Linked DNA regions of Homo sapiens: region 1 is linked to region 2. A link is a loop called in an ENCODE intact Hi-C map of the cell type or tissue named here. Cell type or tissue: PC-3. All regions are shown on one strand. Each heading gives the region's core, and the rest is flanking DNA. Links, peaks and the distances in the headings are about the cores only. Region 1 has its middle 42 kb from the start of SERPINB2. Region 2 has its middle 9.6 kb from the start of SERPINB13.

Region 1 (11,087 bases), core at 1,736-9,735, 270 kb before region 2:
AGCATATTTTGTAAGATATCATCCAGTTTTACATTGTTCTGTTTGGTTGACTCCACATCCTTTAGTTAAGTCTCCTTAAACAATTTCTATTTTGTCTCATCATACCTCAGAGAATTAAAAGGAAAATGAAGTTTGGCAAACAAGAATTATTTTCTATTATCAACCCTAAAGAAGCCGAATTTTATTTTTATTAAGGAAATACAGTACTTCCATACTTGATTCTCAAAGAGCATTTTCTGATTTTTTTCATTGTGTTATCCGACTACAGTCCCCTTGTTTAAAACCTTAAAATATTCTATTATTTTCTGTTGTAACATTTATTATAATAATAGTGGTAGAGTTCATGGTGTTATTTTCTTTATTTCCCTCATTGGCTTGGTAACTATACGCTATCAGAGACCAAGTCTTCTTTCATTTCCTGCAGCATTTCAGTATTCTCAACTGATGTCAATAAATAATTAAGTCCCGCATATTGTGTAAAGCAGGATTTCTCAACATCAGCACTGTTGACATTTTGGGCTGGGTAATTATTTGTTGTGGGGCTGTCCTTTACATTGTAGCATGTTCAGCCACATCTCTGGCTTCTAACCACCGGATGGCAGTAGCAGCCCTTCCCTACAATTCTGACCATCAAAGATGTCTCTAGACACAGAGCCAGATGTCGCCCAGGGGCAAAATCACCCTTAGTTGAGAACCATGATCAAGAATATTGCAGCATTCAAAATGCTTTCAGGTTAAAAAATAAAGAATACTGCATCATTCAAAATTCTTTCACAAAAAAAGATGATTGTTAAAAGTTGAATGATAGTAGTGATAAATAAAAATCTGGCTTAAATTGATTGAATCATGTAATTTTCAAACATTTATTTTGGCAATTTCCAAAAGCCTCAAAATAGATGGAAGAAAGGGAAGTAGCATTAATAGATCATACCTACTAGGCACTAGGCACTTACCTTACAGTGATTCATCTAATGATCCACAAAATGTAATGAAATAAGTTAATATCAGGACTCCAGAGAAGGGTCTGTTTTCTGAGGTATTCTCCACAAAATGTAATGAAATAAGTTAATATCAGGACTCCAGAGAAGGCTCTGTTTTCTGAGGCATTCTCCACTGACCATTCACCATTAGTGTAATAATTTTTAAAATAGCATAATAGTTAAGCCCATGGGCTATAGTGGTAGCTAGAGGGTTCCAGGCCTGGTGTTGCCATCTGTTAGCTGTGGGACTAGGGCAAGTTATAAGCACTCTGTGAGCTTCAATTTCCTCACCCATGAAGATGGATTTAATTATAGTACTCCCTTCATAGGTTTTGTGAGAATTAAGTGACATAATGCATACAAAGTGTTTAAAACATTGCCCAAACCTTAGTACCCAATAAATATTGCTTCTAAAAATAAAATTAACTTTACATCAAAAGGAGCACACCAATTGCAAGCACCTAAATAGTAAGACATAACCCGATTTCAGAGACTTTAAAAATACCTTAAGCATTTATCTGATAACTCATGTTGTTGTCCATCTTTTCATGTGCTTATTGGCCATCTGTATATTTTCTTATGTAAGGTGTCTGCTAGAATATTTTGCATGTGTTTTAACTGAATGTTTTTCTTTGAGTTTATTATTTTGAATATAAGACCTTTATCTGCTATATGTGTACAAATATTTTCTCCCAATTTCTGATTCACCTTTTTGTTTACTAGGAAGAGCAAATGTTTTTACTTTTGATAAACTCCAATTATCCTTTTTTTCATTTATTATCTGTGCAATTCATATTTTAAGGAATCCTTGCCCAGCCAGATCTCACAAAGATTTTCTCCCGTATTTTCTGCTAGCAGTTCTAACTTTTTACATTTAGGACTATGATCCCTTTCAAGTTAAACAAAATGTGGTGTATCCAGACAGTGGAATACTACTCAGCAGTAAAAAGGAGTAAGTTACTGATACACACAATTTAATCTCAAAATTATTAGTCTGAGTAAAAGCAGCCAGACACAACAGAGTAGATGCTGCATAATTCCATTCATAAAAACTTTTAGAAAATACAAACTCATGCATAGTGACAGAAAGCTGATTATTGGTTGTCTGTGGATGGGGATGGAGGCAGAGTGGACTTCAAAAGGGGATGAGGAAACTTTAGGAGGTGATGGAAGTGTGGCATCTTGATTGTACTGCTATGTTTACAACCGTCAAACTAATAAAATGGCTTACTATAAATATGTGCAGTTTATTTGATGTAACTTATACCTCAATAAAGTTTTTAAAACCCATTTAAGATCAAGGAGATAAAGAATTTTGCTCAAGCTAGTTGGTGCAGAATTAAGATCCTATATTCACATCATGCCAACCCCAGCACTTGTCTGACTTCACGGCACCTTAATGTTCCACAAACGGTATCTAATGTTGGCTCTCAGTGGGTAACAAGCAACTCCTGTCCTCTAGAGGTCAGGCTTGTCCAGGAAAATAATTCCAGAAACTGGTAAATACACTTGCTCACTTGAAAGTAGCCTTACACTATGTTGGAGGAAATACTTTGTGTGTGTGTGTGTGTGTGTGTGTGTGTGTAATTTGCATAAAAAAATTAGTGTGGTTTAGTATGAGACCCTATCCCCACATAAAAAAACCCCACATTTCCCTAGAGTAAGGATGATGAGAGTTAGCATTTTATGGAAAGATAACCTGTTCAAGGAGTCTGAAAAGGACCTTAAATCAGGAAAACCTGGTTCTATGCAGATTTTAAGCCAGAAGCACTGTAGCAAAACCCAGGTACCCTGAGCTATATCGGTTATTTTCTTCCAGAAGTGAAAGTTGGAACAATTTAATAAAGAGCAATAACTTATTACGGATCTATTAAATGCCTGGGCTTGTAGTAGGTGCCTTACACGTGTCAGCATACTAATCCTGACAACAACCGTCTGAGGCTAACGCTAGCCCTACTACTTTCACTGGGGAGGAAGCAGTTGTCAGAGAGGCAAATAACGTCTTCATGTTCCCAGTCAGTGGAGCCTTGTTGCCTCCAAAACCTAATTCACCACTGCGAGATATTACATTTTTATTTTAACAAGACTAAGCCCTAACTGAAATGTATAGTTCATTAATATAAGCAATTTTCAGCCATGGTTGAAGTTTTTGGCCAAAGACCTTCTTTCAATGGAACTGAAGAGATAATATTTTGTCATTGTTCTTATATGTTATACTTAAATCTAAGTGTCCAAATGTCATACTAGTTTACATTTTGTCACTCTTCAAAATGTTATCTCTTTTACTACTAATCATCTTGACAGCACTAATGATACATCTTAACCTGAATTTTACACTAAACTTTAGAAAAGAAGCATTTACCCATATTGATATAAATTCTTCTAAAATCGTTTCCATGGAATGATAATATTCCATCTTGTCAATTCATCATAATTCACTAACCCATATTCCTCTTTTTGTTTTGGATACTTTGCTTGTTTTCTTGGTCTTTGCTAGTAAAAATGAATAAATAAAACAAAAACGTAAAATGGCATGATTATTTCATGTAAAGCTGTTTTCAGTTGTAAATTCAGACGTGATAAAAACGAATAACATTTTAAGCCCCTTTACACTTCTTGACACAATTATTTCCAACATGTTTTACTTACAAAAATATTTATGATGCATCATTAAGAGATAGAAACAGTTCATAAAATATCATCTTTGTATTGGTCACAGGGTTTTTAAAGGCTACTCATATCACACTCGGGGTCAAACAGTCACTGGCTATGTTATTTAATGACTGCATTGGAGACAGTGATGACAAGTTGCTTGAATTTGTAAATGAAAACAATCTAAGAGGAAAAGTTTGGAATACACATTCAGGATATACCAAATCTGGAAATGTTAAATTTAATAGGTACAGATTTTTTTGAAGCCCTCAGAACTGTATAAGGATGATTTAGAGAGAGAATGCAAGCATATAAAAATAAGACAATAGACTTGAGGGTGTGAGTACACCCGAGGGGAACTTCTGGCCCAGACTAGAAAGGGATTATCCATGGCTCTAATTCAGGCTACTTAGAGAAAGGGGTGGGTGTAAGTGATAGCAAGAAATGTCTATGATTTCCATCCTAAAGATGTTAGGAAGCCTAAGGTAAGAGATGGAATTTGGAACCAGTTGAGACCCCAGTGTCACCCAGATAGACCCGAAGGGTAGGCTTATCAAGAACTACATCCCTGGACTTCGGGATGTCGGCTTCTTTGTTCTGCATGAAGCCAGAAGGATGCTGAATTGCTGATTTGCTTTATAAATCTGTAAGGACCTCAAGAATGTAAAAATGACATGCATATTCCACATAATTTAGGATCACAGTGCCCAGGGAATCTGATCATAATGTCTAATTCTTCCCTGGCCACTCTATAAACAGTATTTTCTAGTCAAGAAAAGCTCCTACCTGAGTCAGCCAAGCCTCCAAAATCCTGACTTCTGAGCTGAGGGTCTTGGCCTCAATGATCTTGATCTCCTTTTTTATTTCTTTTTTAAAAATCTCAAAAAAGAGATTTGTGTTGCTAGTTTCATTCCATCTTCTCTGAGGCAAAAATGATATCACAGTTAACTAAAAATTTAGGAACAAAGACCAAAAATATAACTCCAAGGACAGTGGTTGCCATAAAGCTTCCCTGATAACATGGTTTGGGGGACAACTCTTATATCTCAAAGCACCTAGGAAATGACTACCTAAATGAGTAAGATTCAGATTTAGGCATTTATTTGTCAATAACTGATTAATTATACCTCTAACTGTCTATCACCTCTGGGACTCATTGAATGCCCCTCTTAGGACTGGGCTGAGGGATTTCTTTTACTATGTAAGTACTCAGAGCTGAAATTCAGCTGGTTTGTACAGTACAGCAGACTCAAAGCAAAATTCTTACAATACTTTCATACCAGTAAATTGCTGATGCACCATTCTCCAAATCCCCCCCTGCTCCTGTCCCTGTCCCTTCCTTGGGAGGCCCAGTCACCTCTCCATCCAGTAATTTTACTGTGTGTCACAGGAAGGGGCCTCCATCATGCTCCAATGCTGCATCTGGAGTCGTTCTGATGGATTGACGCCCACTGGCAAAATAATTAAACAATTCAATTAAACAATTTGAATACCACCTCTCTTCACTTCTATTTTATTCAGTCACTTATTTTAAGCTCTTTAAAGGTATCATTACTTTGGCCTTTAACTCAAAATTAGAACTAAGTGTGGGAAGTCACTGGAAAATCTAAAATAGCTGTTTTAGTCATTTTTTCTGCCACAATACACAGGAGAGTTTGTGTGTTCATCACACACTGAGGGGCTACAGCATGGATAAAGTGGGCTGTGGTTCATGCCCAGCTGCAATTCAATCATTTTTTTGATTATTATTTTCAATTATTATTTCTTCTTGTTACTGATATCTGTTAACTGTAGGCATCACAATTCCTATTTACCTCCTTTGGTTCAGGTGAGTAGTTTGTGTCTTTCTGAAAAGTGATGTCATTCCGTTCTGGAGATAAGTAAAGAGGCAATTCTGTGAGTTGCTCCTGAATTTGTCCTTTACAGCATGACACATTTATATTTCCTGCAGTTTGGTCCCTTCCCATAATATCAGAATAGCCATAACAAAGTGCAATGAAAATATAACGAAGTATGATGTGCTTCCAAACCAAAAAGGAAATTTTTACACTTGCCTTTTGGAGATTAACCAAACTGACACTCACTGGGAACATAATCAGTGATAGATCATATTGACAGTGCAGCAGAAAAGAGCCATTCCTAGCTCACTTGTCTACTTGATGATTAAATGGTATTTTGAAGGCATATTCACAATCCACAATTGTTTTTATTTTAAAATTCTTCTGCTTGAAAACTGCCTAACAAATGACCAAATTCAACATTAACAAATTCCATAATCCTGAGCACCTTGGGAAACACCAATAAATTAATTGAACAAAAAATTCAGTAATGACTAATTTTCTTTACCAGAGATTTAAATATTCACATTTAGAAAGTATTTGTAATAGCATTTCTCTCTACTGCATGTCTGGGTAGAGCAGTGGTTCTCAACCAGGGATGATTTTGACCCCCAAGGTGTGGTAGCAATGTCTGGAAGCCTTTTTGATGGTCCCAGCTTGGAAGGGCAGAGGAGGGAGTGGTGTTGTTTTCATCTAGTGGATGGACACAATGGGCATTGCCAAATACCTTTCGGTTCACAGGACAGCCCACCACAACAAAGAATCATTGGCACAAAATGTCAGTCATACTGAGATTGAGAAAACCTGATACAGAACAGGCAACCTCTTTAAGGATAATCCCTTGAAAACTACAAAAGCAAAAAAGTAAACACTAGGGGTCAGTACGAAGTCATGAAATGTTGCTTCCGAAGCACTCTCCAACCTGTCAAAGAGTCCACATTGATTCTAAAACTTTTCTTGTATAGATTATAAGAAACAAGTAAATGTACTGATGTTAGGAATCAGGGCTTTTCACTATGGGGGAACAGAGATACACATAGGAAATGGGGCAAGGTGAGAATGAACCCTGTGGGATTGGATTTGATTTGTAGATAGTGTAGATACATTAATATATTATATTGTGTTATATATCACATCTTATCCTATCTTATCTTATTCTGGCATGTTGATTTCCTATATCTGTTCAAAGAAAAGCCTTAGAAATGAGGACTCTAATAAACAAGGAACAATTCTGGACCCCAAATCTTGTTTTTAGATGATACCATTCTCTATTTAAAGGAACTAGAGCTTCTCAGAGAACTGGCTGATTCCAGAATGAGACAGGATGAGCCTGGGATATCTCGTTGGGTAAGAGAGTAAGGAAGCACTCAAAGCATGATGGAGACCCCTCAAAAGAACACAGTCCTTTGAAGGGGCTTCCAAATTTGGGCAATTTGTGCATGATAAAAAAAATTAAAAAGCTAATAGACATAATATATTGAATTAATTTAAAAGGTACATATTAATGAGAGAGAAAAAAGCTATAAATTTATGAGAATGTTAGCTAAATAAAATAGAAGAAGGGATAGAATGTTAAGGTAGGATTTCTTTTTTTTTTTTTTCTTTGAGACGGAGTCTCACTCTGTCACCCAGCTGGAGTGCAGTAGCACGATCTCAGCTCACTGCAACCTCTGCCTCCCGGGCTCAAGCGATTCTCGTGCCTCAGCCTCCTGAGTAGCTGGGATTACAGGCACACACCACCGCGCCCAGCTAATTTTTGTATTTTTAGTAGAGATGGGGTTTCACCATGTTGCTCAGGCTAGTGTTGAACTCTTGACCTCAGGTGATCCACCTGCCTCAGCCTCGCAAAGTGCTGGGATTACAGGCGTCAGCCACTGCGCCCGGCCAAGATATGATTTTTAATCCCAAATAGATTTGCTGCTCCTTCGGCAAGGATTATCAACAGACGACAGAACCACTAGGTGGAATGTTGTTGGGGGAGAGTACTACACTGTCTCAAAACCCCATGGATTACTTATTAATGAAAAAGGGAAAATTTTTCTTTTAAAACAGAAAGATCGGCCAGTCATCCCTGCACTGGGTCGTCAAACAGCTCTATCAAGAACGGACGACCTGACATCATGTGTCCCTGATTTAATACACTGAGGATGACACATCACCCATGTAATCATCTTGCCAAAATGTTTAACCTGAATCTCATTATGAGGCAACAATCAGATAACTCTAGGATGTGGAGCTTTATACAAGACTGCTGTCCAAACGTTTCAAAAAAGATCAAGACCAGGAAAAACAAAAGAAAACCAAAAAGTCAGGGACAGAATCAGGTCAAAGTGATTAGTGAAATATATAACCAAATGCAATGTGAAAATCTTTGTTGGATCCCGAATTCTCCCAAAATAACTGCAAGTGGAGTTTTTAAAACAATATAGAAAATTTAAGTATGTACTATATTTTATATGAAACATTTAATTAAGGCTTATTTTCTCAAGCGTAATAAAGGTATTGTGGTATGAAGGAAATGTTCTTATTCTCAAGAGAGGCATATTACGGTATTTAGGGAAAGTATCATGGTGCATGCAACTTTCATTCAAATTGTTCAGGAGACAGATGACAGATAGATAATAGATATAAACCATATGTAACAAAATATTAACAATTGCTGAATCTGGATGAAGTTTGCGCAAGTGTTTACTATACAGTTCTTTCAACTACTCTGCAATTTTAAAACTTCCAAAATAAAGAAAATGTAAAGTTTTTACACCATTCAATGGCGATTTTTTAAAATGAAGAAAGATTTTAATTTTCATTACCACCATTACTAGAATGATATTTTTTTCTTAAGCTCTATAAGCTTTGGAAGAACTTTAGTGTCTACATAAATGCATTTTAACATAGAAGGCAGTGCTTTGCCTCCACCCTATTCTGCCAAAGATGAATGGCCTTAAGTTTTAAAATATAAAATAAGATTTTCAAACTCCTGACATTTAAGGAAGTTTCAAATGCTCCATTTGAGACACATGGCTTTTCCAGTCATTTTCATGGGTAGTTCATGGCTTGAACAATGACAATCTGCAGTGACTTACCCGAAGGAAGGAGACAGAATGTCCAAAGAAGCTCCAGAAGGGGTCCAGGCACACCTGCAGCCGCTGAGCCAGGATTTATGTTCAACTAAAGCTACCAACTCAGAGAACTTTCAAATTAGCTGATTAACAGGATCAACTGCTTGCTATGCATCAGTCCCTTTCCACATAGGGGAAGCAATTTTATGCTAATCTTCACACTGCACAAGGCAGAATTCTGATGTTCACCCAAATTAGGGTCCCATTTCTAATTCATTTATTTTTCTCAGGGAAGTTTCTCTGAGATTTCACTCTGAGAAGATTCCATCTTTGATTTATTTCCTAATACACTTTAATTTTCCTTCGTAATGCTTATGATTGTATAATATACATATAATTGTGTACACATTTCCGTATTTGCTATTAAAAATGTTTCTAAGTTCTCCAAGGGCAGGGGCCAGGTCTTTTTTGTTCTCACCATGTATTCAGTACCCAGCCCTGTGCTGGGACCTGTGCCTAGCACCCAAAAGGCATAAATAAATATCTGTTGACTGAATGACTTTGGGGGTTGGTCAGGCTGCTCCCAAAGGGGTGTGTTTGAGACCTCAGGTGAGCAGAGACATTAATTTAAAGGTGAAGGGGCTCTCAAACTCCCATATGTGGAAGCCACCTTCAGACATAGCCACAGGATGCAAGTGAAATTGCTGAAATGTAGGGATAGGCTCCAAAAGACAAAGGATCAATAATAAAATTCTATATGATTTTACTCAATATTCAAATGTACATCTCCGCTCTTCCTTAGGAATTCACTGCTTTCTATATTTGTTCATTGTTCCTCAGCCAGGTTTTCACAGAAGCTACAACTGCAAAGTAGACCAATGTGTTCTGCAGAAAACTGGCAGTCTTTAAAAATTATCAGAAAACAAACCAGCAAGCCAACATATATTAAATGCAGGAATAAAACTCTATCAATGTTAAGGTTTTTCTCCTAGAAATGTATACATAATTAACATTTTGGGGCTTACGACTGCCTAAAAAAGTAGCAGAGAACTATTAATAAAAGAACTGAGGCAGCCAATTGTATTTAATTCCACTGCTGTTTAGTAATGTAAATGATATCATACATTTTAGTATATATAATATTGTCATATACATATATATGTACTTATAGTATTCATTTTTTAGAGTATATGATGGAATACACAGAGATTATGTTCCACAAAAATTATCAAAATGTTCAGATGCACTGCCACCTGTATGGGCTTGAGAACTATGAACACAAATGTATATGTACGCCCTTCAAGACTTCTTAGCCTGGGATCCACGAACAATTTAAAGAGGTCTGGGAAACTATGTGAAAAGTTGTATGTGAATGTGTATGTGTGCCTTTTATAGGTGGAAAGGTTGGTAGCCTCCACAAGATTGTAAAAAGGAGTCTGTGAGTTTAAAAAGTCCATTGGAATCAAGAACATTCCTCTAATGCATAGCTACACGTATTTACGCTAAGTGTGTGTTTAAAGGTTTAAGCACTTTGCTACATCAATGTGTAGAAGCACTATTTAAGTCATGGAAACTCTTTGAACAAAATATATTGCTGCTCATTGAAATAAAATCATTGTGTCTTTTTGTTACCCTTGAAACAGAAACATTTTAAAATTTTATTATGTACTTGTATTTCAGTCCACCATTGTACAGAAGATGGCTGAGTTTTTTTATGATTTGGTAAATTTGAAGAATCCTCAGGTTCAGGTGCACTAAAGAATTCCCAGAGTAGGCCATTTTTGGGGTGAAAGGTCTCTGCCTGTTTATTCTTTGAGCCTAAGACCATTAAAAACAAACAAACAAACCCTGCTACATTTCTGGATCTGGCATTTTCAGGTATCAAATAAATAAAATCCATAGTTTATATTCAGTGGGACTACTATGATACACAGAAGGAAAATAAGTTAACAGCATAAAGTTTTTGTTTCGTTTTGTGAATGAAAATGAAAAGTGTATACACATTCTGGCTTAAAGCCCACAGGATTACTTTTGACACCCTTTCAATTCTCTGTGTGTATGATGTGAGCAGGGGGAAAAGAGTCCTAACAAGATATTTTGCACAGAAGCGGTTTCTCTTATTCTGACCTAGATGCTACAACAATACTTCATTAAAGAGAAATCCAGTCTTTAGCTAGTGTTGTCATTCATTTTTCCTAATCTTCCCTAATGTTGTCTGAGTCCAGATTGTGTTTATGGGCAAGGGTGACCACGCCCTACTACTAGGTGATAGACACCTGAAAGATATGATTAAAAACAGGACTACCCTCTGGGCATGGTGGCACATGCCTCTAGTCTTAGCTACTTGGGAGGCTAAGGCAGGAGGATCACTTGAGCCCAGAAGTGCAAGGCCACAGTGAGCTACGATCATGCCACTGCACCACAGAAGCCTGGTAACAGAGGGAGGTCCTGTCTTTAAAAAACAAAAACAAAGCAAAACAAAACCAGGACTACAGAGATTAGAGCCTGAATAAAAATAAATTGTGCGGCCAGGCGCGATGGCTCACACCTGTAATCCC
Region 2 (11,087 bases), core at 975-8,974:
TCAGATAGCAAGGTTTATTATTAATTGTCAGAATGGTTTTTGGCAAAGGATAGATCAGAACAGAAGCCCAGAAAAATACTGATGCTCGTGTGCACCTTGATTTTGTTCAAGCTTGTTGCAGAGCAGTGGAGAAAGAATGGTCTCTTCAATAAATTATGTTCAGTTCATTGGATAATTACATGGGGGAGAAAGGAATCTTAACTACTACGTCACACCATATACAGATTTCCATTCTAAATGGATCACAGAGCTAATTGAAACACAAAAAAGCATTTACAGTAAGAGTAAAAATTAACAAACTGGACAACACAAAATTTAAAAGCTTTTATTAATCAAAAAACACTATCAAAGTTGGAGATACATATATATCCAAAGTTGGATATATATAGATACACCCCATGACCTAATAATTTCACCCCAGATATTTACCCAATATAAATGTGTGCTCATGGGCACCAAGAGACATGTGCCCATAGCAGCATTCATAATAGCCAAGTACTGGAAACCCAAATGTACATTAACAGCATAACACGTAAATAATGGTATGTTCACACAGTGAAATCCTACACAGCAATGACAATGAATGAACTAAAGCTACAGGCAAAAAAAAAAAAAAAAAAAAAAGATAAATATCTCAAACAATATTTTGAACAAAAGAAGCCAAATGTAAAAGAACGCATACTGTATGATTCTTTTTATACAAAGTACAAAAGCAGACAAAACTAAACTTCAGTTTACCCCTAAACAACACGGGGTTAGCGATGCCAACCCCCCTCACAGTTGAAAATCCAGGTATAATTTTTTATTTTTATAATTTTCTTTTTAGAGATGGGGTCTCACTATGTTGTCCAGGTTAGATTCTGGATTTGGGCACCTGGCTTCCAGCAATCCTTCCATCTCAGCTTCCTGAATAGCTGGGACTACGTGCATGCATCACCGTGCCCAGCTTGTGTGTGTGTGTGTGTGTGTGTGTGTGTGTGTGTGTATTTACCCTTCACAATAATATTTTAACACAGCTATTAAATATTTGTCCTTGATTACAAGAATACATGTTCATGATATATAAAACTTGTAGAAAACAAAGGAAGCATGAAGAGGGCAAAAAAATCACCCCTGGTTTACAATCAAAGACAAAGATTACCAACGTATAATTTTTCACTCCACAAAAACTTAACTACCGATAGCCTACTGTTGAACAGAAAACTTACCAATAGCATAGTCTATTAAATCATATTTTGTGTGTTCTATGTATTACATACCATATTCTTACAATAAAGTAAGCTAGAGAAAAGGTAATGTTATTAAGAAAATAAAAAAAGAGAAAATATATTTACTATTCATTAAGTGGAAGTGGATCATCAATAAAGTCCATTCCCGTCATCTTCACATTGAGTAGCTGAGGCGGAGGAGAAAGAGGAGCGGTTGGCCTGGCTGTTTCAAGAGTGGCAGAGGCAGAAGAGGTGGAGAAGGCAGAATGGGAGGCAGCAGATGCATAGACTTGGTGCAACTTTATAGAAATACATCATCATTTCTGACTTTTTTTTTCTTTTTCATTTCTCTAAAGATGTTTCCACGTGGTACAAATCCTGCTTCCATAATTTGCTTTAGCTTCAGTGCCTGTGTTGTCAAAGGGTCCATGTCAAAAAAGAATTTAAAAGCAACCTTGAGTACTCACAAACTTTCTGCCAGATTGTCTAATGTCAATTTGTTTTCTGGCACTGCTTCTTTTATGTCTTCTTTCTCACCATCTGGAGCTGGTTCAGAAGCACTCATCACCATAAAATTGTCTTCTGTTAATTCCTGTAGTGTGGAATCTATTTACTCTTGAATTTCCCCAAGATCCATATCTTGAAATCCTTCATCCCCTACCTTTTGTGTGTGTGTGTGCCGTATCCACAATCTTTTTCGTCGTTTCCTTGATTGGTTCTGTCGTAAATCCCTTGAAGTCATGCACAACATCTGTCTTTTGTTTTTTGTTTGTTTGTTTGTTCGTTTGCTTGTTTGTTTCTTCCTTTTTATGGAGAACGGGGTCTCGCTATATTGCCCAGGCAGGTCTCGAACTCCTGGGCTCAAGCTATCCTCCTGCCTCTTGCCTCCCTGAGAGCTGGGATTACAGGCGTGAGCCACTGCTCCCGGCCCATGCACAACATCTGGATGCAGTTTTCTCTAGCAGGAATTTATTGTTTCAGGCTTGACAGCTGTCATGGCTTTTTCTATAACAATGATGGCATCTTCAGTGGTATAATCCTTCCACATTTCCAGAGTGTTCTTTCTACTGGGGTTCTCTTCTACAGCGTTGGCAATACTTTCCATGGAGTACTGTGTGTAATCATTTAGAGGCTGAATTAGAGATACTGTGTTTCATGGCAAGGGGACAACTTCGACGTCTTCGATGTTAAACTAATGGGGTTCTAGGTGACCAGGGGCATTGTTCAATAGCAAAAGAATTTTAAAAGTCAGTCCCTTTCTGGCAAAGCACTTCCTGATTTCAGGGACAAAGCACTGATGAATCAATCCAGAAAAAGAATTCTCATATTCCAGGCCTTCTTTTTGTACAACCGAAAGACTGGCAGCTGGTATTTGTCTTTTCCCTTCAAGTGTTGGGGGTTAGTGCTATCTTATAAACCCAACTGTATTTGTACAAAACAGTAGCATTAGCTTATCCCTTCCTGCCTTAAGCACTGATGCCTGCTTCTCTTTCTTACTAATACATGTCATTTACGGCCTTTTTTTCCAGAATAGGGCACTTAGATATGCTTCAAAAACATGGTCAAGTAGATATCCTTTCTCCTCAATTATTTTCTTATGGCAACTGGGAATTTGCTGCCTGTTGGTCATAAAAAATGTTATCTTGATATTTTTAAGCCAAATCTTTTTCTGAAATAATCAAATCATCCTTTACTGACATTAAATTATCCAGCTTTAGATCCTGCACCTTCCTCTTGCTTTAAGTTGTCATACAATGACTTCGGTTTTTCTCTAATCATATTAGAGTCTATAGGTGTGCCTTTCTTATAGTAATTCTGCCCCCATATAAAAGCTGCATTTTCAATATAAAATGAAAACGTGTTTCTCAAAAAGTGTAAAGTTTTCATATCTGCTGGTGTAGCTGCAAAGACAGCTTTACGCATTTCCTTTTCTTTTTTTTACAATGGTCCTGATACTGGGTTCATTTATCTTGAAACGGTGGGAAAATGCAACTGCAGACCTCAATCTATGGTAGATATCAAGGAATTCAACTTTTTCTTATAATGTTATTGCTTTTCTCTGTTTCTTGGGCACACTTTCAGCATCACTGGTGGCACTTCATACAGGTCCCATGATGTTATTCAAGCTGTATGGTATTGCACTAAACATGATGAAAAATACACAAGAACTGTGAGAGATCACTTTTTATTGTCATACACAACTTACTGGACAGATGAGCTGCTCAGGCAGAGATCATTGTCCTCACACTGTGCTTCAAACAGATACTTGCAACACTTGAGCTCACTGTAATAGCAATAGGAGTTGGCTACGAAATTATTACAGTAATACACTATGTACTACAGCTAATTTATGCAATTATGACTTAACATTGCATCTTTACTTTTGTTCTTGTTTCTTTTAACTGCAAGTAGCACCAAGTATGACTATCTGTAAGTGTTCGTGTGCACAAGTTTTGATACATTTTAATTTTTTATAATAGATTTGTACATATGTTATGGGAGTAAATGATAAAATAGGCTAGTACCTACATATACTTTATGCCTTCGTTACATACCTAACTTTTTCTTAATATTTTTGGTATTTCTAGACTGTACAGCAATTTGAAAAATCTGTGATTTGAAAAACCTGCAAGTTTTTTCAAATTGTCCCAAATCTCCAAAATATTTTCCAGTATATTTTTTGAGAAAACTCTGAGTACAAGCGGATCCATGCAGCTCAAACCCGTGTTGCTTGAGGGTCAACTGTATAGTGCTGCAAGTTAGCATATTTGTTACATATTGAAGAGGAGGTAGAAAGTAATAATTAAAAAGGGATGTAGGGGGAATTTTAGAGCAATGGTAATGTTCTATTTTTTTAATCTGGGTGGTGGCTCCATGGTTGCTCACTTTGTGATAATTTATTGAGCTATATGTATACATTTTAATGTTTCCATATTTGTGTTATTCATCACAAGAAAAATAAATTTGTTCAATTTATTTATAGATATTTTATCATTTTGATATTCTTGTGAATACAGTCTTTGGGTTTTCCATTCATTCATTCAGTCAGTCAATCAACAAGTATTTCCTGAGCATCCACTATTTGCCAGATATTGCTTTAGGTACTGAGGTAAAGCAATGAATAAGATGTAGATGTAAAAGGTCCAGTCTCTCATTAAATTCACATTCTTTGGGGGTGATACAAACAATAAATAAACAAAAACAAGATAATCTCAAATAAAATTAAGTGCTATGAATTGAATAAGGCGTTGTGTTGGTGAATAGTTATTACTGGTGTATAAGAAAAAAAAATTTGGATATCTAGCAAACCATCTTGAAGAACATTCTTTATGGTAAATTATAAGCTTATTCGCTTAGATTTTCTAGAAAGATGACCATAAAACCTCTGCATAATGGTTTGGCCTCTTTTTACCAATATTTATTCCCCTGATGGAACTATTCTTCAGTATAATGGAGGACACCTACTTTCAAATCTCTCTGCACAAAACTCAGATGAACAAGCATAGCAGTAAGACACCATTTTAAAACTGCACTTCACTGTACCGACAGAAGAGGGCACTCTTTCACCAAGAAAACAGAGTATGGCCCCCGACTCACCTTCATAAAGTTGCCTGTCCTTTTCAGTCCAAAAATCCTGCACATTTCAGTATGAACAAGAAAAAGTACCAAACAAATATGTAAAATTACTATACAAAGAAAACGGTGAAAATTAAAACTTTTAGCCATGGAGATACTACCCAAGAAATCAATCATGAGGGAGAATAAAGCTGTAGTGTAACACTAGCTTATGAACTAAATATTGTTTGGAAAGAGATTGCGAATATGAAGAATGCTTCAAGTCATAATTTAAAAAACTCAGAATATATATGAATAACAAAATAACCACAGAAAGAAAGTACTGTAATGAGCTATGTCTGAATTAAATAGAAATGATGGAAATAAAAAAATCATCTCAGAAATGGGCCTAGACTACCAGTTGCCTACAGGAGAAAGTACAATAAAGAATATAGAGAAGAGAAATAAAAATAGCCTAGAGAACAAAAACAAAATAAAGAGAGTAAAAGCATAAAAGAATGAAATAAAGACAGGCAAAGAAATCTAAAATATGTGTAACCATAGTCTCTGAAGTACAGAAATAAAACAGTGGAGTAGAAATGATATTTACAGCTATAATCCAAGAAAACAGTTCAAAAATAAAATAAATCCCAAATCTGTACATTGAAATGGCCTACAATGTAACTAGGAAAATTGACCCTGAATGATAAAGTCTAAGACATATTCTGGAAAATCAGTCTTAACATCTGCCGAGAAGAGAAAAAGAGGGAAAGAGAAGAGAGAAAGAGAATGAGAGAGAATCAAGTCAATATAAAGTAAAGAAAGCAAGTTAACATCAGACTTCTTGAGAACAACATACAGACCAGTGGAACAATAAAGAGATTCCAAGTCCAAACCAAGAATTTTATATGCCAAAAAGTATTCTTTCATGAATGGTCTTTCAAGACCATAAAGAAACTATGTTAAACAGTCAAGAACTTAGAGAATATTGTACTTGTTAGCCCTTCTTGAGAAATCTACCAGAGGATGAGCTTCATCCAGTAACCAAAAAAAAAAAAAAAAAAAGATTGAAGAAGAAACTTTAGCAAAAGACTGACAGCACAAATATATTTTATTATAGCTCTAAGACTAAAGCAAACATGTGAATAAGAGTAGGAAAGTAATATATAAATGTTCTATGTTTTATATGGGCTGCCAAAGTAAAAAAAATGACAATAAAGTGAGAGGAAATGCTAGAAAGAAATTAGAAGGTAGAATATAAATCTGTTGATTATTAGGCAGTAGATGGGTGTCAAAAGACATCACTTAAAAATGATAAAAGCCTAAGTAAATAAAAGAGTACCGTGAGGCCATTAGGTCATAATATTGTATAAAAATAATGTCTAGAACAAAAATACAAACTTTCCTAAACATCACAAGGAAAAATTAAAAAGAGAAAAAATTGTAAAATAACAAGACAATACGATTCTAAAGTTCATATGGAAAAATAAACAAACAAGAATAAATAGGAAACCATTGCAAAGGAAAAGCAACAAAGCTTCCATAATTAAAACACTGATGTTGGTACATGAATAAACAGACCAAAGGAAGAGGCTAGTAAATCCATCAACAGACCTAACCACATATGGAAATTGAGTATATGATAAATGTGGCAACTCAAATCCCAAAGGGAAAGATAGATGTTGTTGTCGTCGTTGTTGTTTAAGATGGAGTTTTACTCTTGTCACCCAGGCTGGAGTGCAATAGCGTGATCTCGGCTCACTGCAACCTCCGCCTCCTGGGTTCCAGTGATTCTCCTGTTTCAGTGTCCCGAGTAGCTGGGAAACAGGCACCTGCCACTATGCCCACCTAATTTTTGTATTTTTAGTAGAGATGGGGTTTCACCACGTTGGCCAAACTGGTCTCTAACTCCTGACCTCAAGTAATCTGCCTGCCTCAGCCTCCCAAAGTGCTGGGATTACAGGTGTGAGCCACTGCGCCCAGCCGATAATTTTTTTTTAATACAGCTTATCACCCCCAAGACTAGGGAGTGTCTCCTTCAAGAACTAACCCAAGTAGATTAATTCACAGCCCTGGCTGGAGGTAAGAGGTAGATGTTTTAATAAGTAGTATTGGACCAACTGAATAGCCATTTGGAAAAAGATTAAAATAGTATTCATATTTATCTCATGCCAAGTAAGCTTCAATTGGATCAGAGATCTAAATTTTTTAAATGAAACTATACAGGTAATTGAAAAAAGTGTGGGTAAATACCTTAAAACCTGGAAGTGGGGAAAACCTGATTTTAAAAATTTAGAAGCAATAGAAGAAAAGATTGGTATATTCAGCTTATAAAAAATTTTAAAGTAGAGTTAATAAGCAAAGTCAAAGAGAACTGACAAACCGAGGAAAGGTTTATGCTAATTCTAATACAAAGGGTTAATCTTCCTAATACATAAAAATCTCTTAAATCAAGAAGAAATGCACCTACATAAATGTCAAAAAAAGAACAGACATAACACAGGGAAAGATATATAAATGACTGAACATGTGATTGCATGCTCATAAATTCACTCAAAACAAGAGAAATTTAAATTAAATATATACTACTATAGTATTTTTTATCTATCAGTTTGGCAGACACCCAAAGCCTTTATGACATTCTGTGGGTGTGGATGTGAAGAAATAGGCAGATACATATTATTGCTAATAGGAGTGCTATGGTGTAATCCTTAAAACCTGGATTTAGCAATAGCTAAGAAAATTATATATGCAATTGTACTTTGGCTCAGCAATGCAACTCCTGGGAATTTACCCTAAAGGTATACCTCCATAAATACAAAATAGTATATATCCCTCTCTTGTTCCTAAATTGTTGGTTAGTGTCATTATTCTTTTTGCCATAACTCTAATTTTTTTAAGCTTTTGTCTTTCACTTTTTACATTTCTGCCTTCGTCTTTATTATTTTTACCTTTATTTGGGTTTGTGAAGCATGTTGTTCTTTTTTCAAAATTCTGGAGGAAAAAACAATTTATGCATTTTAATTATTTTCTGTTTTCTAATAAATGAAATAAAAGTTTAATTTTTTCTCTGTGTAATTTTTTCTACTTAAATTATTGATCACTAGAAAAGGTGTGTGAAAGTTATTCAATATTTTTGTAGATGTTTCAATTTCTTCTTTTACTTATACCTCCTAGTATTTTCGAAGTATGCTATTAGGTGATATTACTTTTTAGTTTTAACACATGGCATCTTTTATCAAACTGAAATATTTATCTTTGTTCTTATAACTGTTTTGGACTTTGGGTAGAATTTTTTTCGATGTTATTGTTGTTATTTCTGCTTTTCTCTTTTTAATACTTCTCTAGTGTCTGTTTTTCTCTATCATTATTTTAATCTTCTTGTTTTTACTGTTTTAGAATTGTGTCCTATAAATTGTCTATAAGTAGATCTTTGTCTTTTTAATGCAGTATTTCTTTAAACTGGCCAATTTAAGACATCCACATTTCTTGAGACTGGTCATATTTGGACTTATTTGCTGTCTTGTTTTATGCTTTGTACATGCTATGCTTTCTTGCTTTTTTTTTTTTACATTCCTTTGAATTTTTTCCAAGTGTTTTTCATTCTTTTTCCCTCTACTGTTTTGGAGATTATGCATTCTATTTCAATCTTTGACTGGTTATTGTTTAGTTTAACATAAATATTGTATATAATTTTTAAATTAATGTCCAGGGTTAGACTATTTTCCCCATCACCCCCTGAAAAGAACAAGAACCCCAGAGGTTTTATTTCCTTCCTTCCATTCTCTCTATAATTCCCTTGGCACTCCTCAAGCCTACTGTCTTCTACCTCTCAAAGTGAGATCATCTAAGTTTTAATTCTTAAATTATTATTTCTAATTTAATCTTCAATCATGTTTTACTCTGTTTTTTTGCATCACTGCTACTCATATTCCATACTTTTTAGCCAATTCATTTAAAAAAATTTTTTGGAGCAGAACTTCTGGTCATTCCTTTAGGTTAAAGTTTTCAGATAGTAAACTTAGAGTGCTTGCTCATGCATCTTGCCCTCACACTTGAATAAAACTTTTTATGGGTAAATATTTCAGTTTACAGTATTTATTTCTCCCAGAACTTCAAAATATTCTTCTGTGTCTTCTTGTAGGACAAAGAGAAGCTAAACTCTATATGATTCTCGTTCCAGTTTATAAATTTGAACTTTTAACACAAAAGGCTTTTAGAATATATTATTTTTGCATTTATCTTCTTTAATTTTGCCACAGTGTGGAAGTGTGGGTTCTGAATGGGCCCTTTCAAAAGAGAATGCATGACTGTTTTCAATTCTGTACATTTTTTTTCTTATTTCTTTGAGTATTTCTATTCTTCAGTTATCTCTCTGTTCTTTTTTCCTGAAATGCTCCTTAATGAATGTTGAAACCCTTTAAACTGCCTTACATGATTTTAACATTTTAAGGTGTGTTTTGTTTGTTTGTTTGTTTGTTTGTTTGTTTGTTTGTTTTTGAGACAGAGTCTCACTCTGTCACCCAGGCTGGAGTGTAGTGGTGCAATCTCGGCACATTGCAATCTCCACCTCCCAGGTTCAAGTGATTCTCTTGCCTCAGCCTCCCAAGTAGGTGGGATTACAGGCATGCCACCATGCCCAGCTAATTTTTGTATTTTTAATAGAGACAAGGTTTCACCATGTTGCCCAGACTGGTCTTGAACTCCTGGCCTCAGGCGATCTGCCTGCCTTGGCCTCCCAAAGTGCTGGGATTACAGGCATGAACCACCACACCTGGCCAACATTTTAAAATACTTTTGATCCCTTTATCCTTTTATTCTACATTTTGTACAATTCCACAGCTCAATCTACTAGCTAACTCTTCAGCTATTTTCATTCTATTATTCAATCTACTTAATTGCAATAATCAAATTTATTTCCAGAAACTCTAAATGAATATTTTTAATAATTCTCTGTTCTTGTTTTATGGATGCTATCAAGCATATTACTTATATATTTTTAAAAATCTCATTTGACCTCTTAACTCTGTTGAGGCTGATACCCTTTATTCATGTGATTATTTTCTACAGTCATGTGGTAGATCTGGGTTGTAGGTTTCTCTTCGTATTTGAGATTCCTCATTAGACTGTCTATGAATACTGCTTTGGGGTTTACCACAACTTGCCTTGGCAATTTCAGGGTGGTAGGGCCTGAATGTGCTTTGGGGCAAGTGTATTAGTGGCTTACAAACCTTGTTGGGAACTTCTACTTCTTGATACTTTCATTGAGTGGTGGTGATATATCTTCTGTATAACATCCAGCCAGACAGCCTGGTTAAAAATCCTAGTTCAATCATTTGCTGTCTGAGGGATGTTAGGCAAATTACTTAATCTCTTTGTGCCTCTGTTTCCTCATTTGTTAAGGGTGGATAAGTATAATAACCCACCTCTTAGGATGAGTGAGAGTGTTAAATGGGCACATAAAGGTCTTCGACAAAAGCTGGCACACAATAAGCACAAGTATTAGTGTTATTACTGTCCCAGTTCAGATATTTCATGGTTGCAGTCTTATTCTGGATATTGAAACTCATTCCATGCCTGAACCCAACATTGTAAAAAAAAAAAACCAGTGCTAAGGGGAAAAGTCACAGCTGCCAACAATTATTGGGCATAGTGAGAATTCTAAATGAGGAATTTCTCTTCTTCCATTGATTATCAATTGAGGTCATAGTTTTACTGAAGGAATTTTTTTACTGGCTGATATGGTTTGGCTCTGTATCCCCACCCAAATTTCACCTTGAATTATAATAATCCCCAGGTGTCATGGGAGGGACGTGGTGGGAAGTAATTGAATCATGGGAGCAGATCTTTCCTGTGCTGTTCTCGTGATAGTGAACAAGTCTCATGAGATCTGATGATTTTATAAAAGGGAGTTCCCCTGCACATGCTCTCTTGCCCACCACCATGTAAGACATGAGTTTGCTCCTCCTTTGCCTTCCTTGCTACCTCCTTCACCATGATTGTGAGGCCTCCCCAGCCATGTGGAATTGTGAGTTCATTAAACCTCTTTTTCTTTATAAATTACCCAGTCTTGGGTATGTCTTTATTAGTAGTATGAAATGGATTAATACACTAGCTTTTTGAGTCTTTGACTGCATTGGATGCCACTCAAAACAACATGCATTTAATTTTAATTCCTGTGATGTTTACAGCATGGTGTCAGGAGCTAAAGATAAAATATATCTGCATTCGCATACACCAAAATAGATCTGAGAATGGTTTTCTGTTCCATGCATACACAAAAGCCAACCAGCCTAGATATGAAATTCTTTAATCATATATTTT

What was found. A loop is a pair of places that touch in the nucleus more often than their neighbours do. Peaks named below come from ENCODE experiments on the same cell type or tissue, not always from the same donor. Only the 100,000 strongest peaks of a DNase experiment are listed, where the experiment ranks them.
Region 1: it touches region 2 in a loop (8-fold over the local background); 14 of 110 quality-filtered maps call a loop at or near these places.

Annotation. Positions count from the first base shown.
Region 1 is chr18:63,839,685-63,850,771 of GRCh38, reverse strand. No RefSeq gene overlaps it. Among named protein-coding and RNA genes, the nearest start is that of SERPINB2, 42 kb to the left of the region's middle. RefSeq lists an enhancer at 2,436-2,545. In PC-3, for the core only: CTCF peaks have their summits at 2,441 and 6,344 (motif pointing right); DNase peaks (open chromatin) are centred at 2,431 and 6,361; H3K27ac peaks cover 2,897 bases.
Region 2 is chr18:63,572,242-63,583,328 of GRCh38, reverse strand. No RefSeq gene overlaps it. Among named protein-coding and RNA genes, the nearest start is that of SERPINB13, 9.6 kb to the left of the region's middle. In PC-3, for the core only: a CTCF peak has its summit at 4,788 (motif pointing right); no DNase peak of the experiment used is centred there.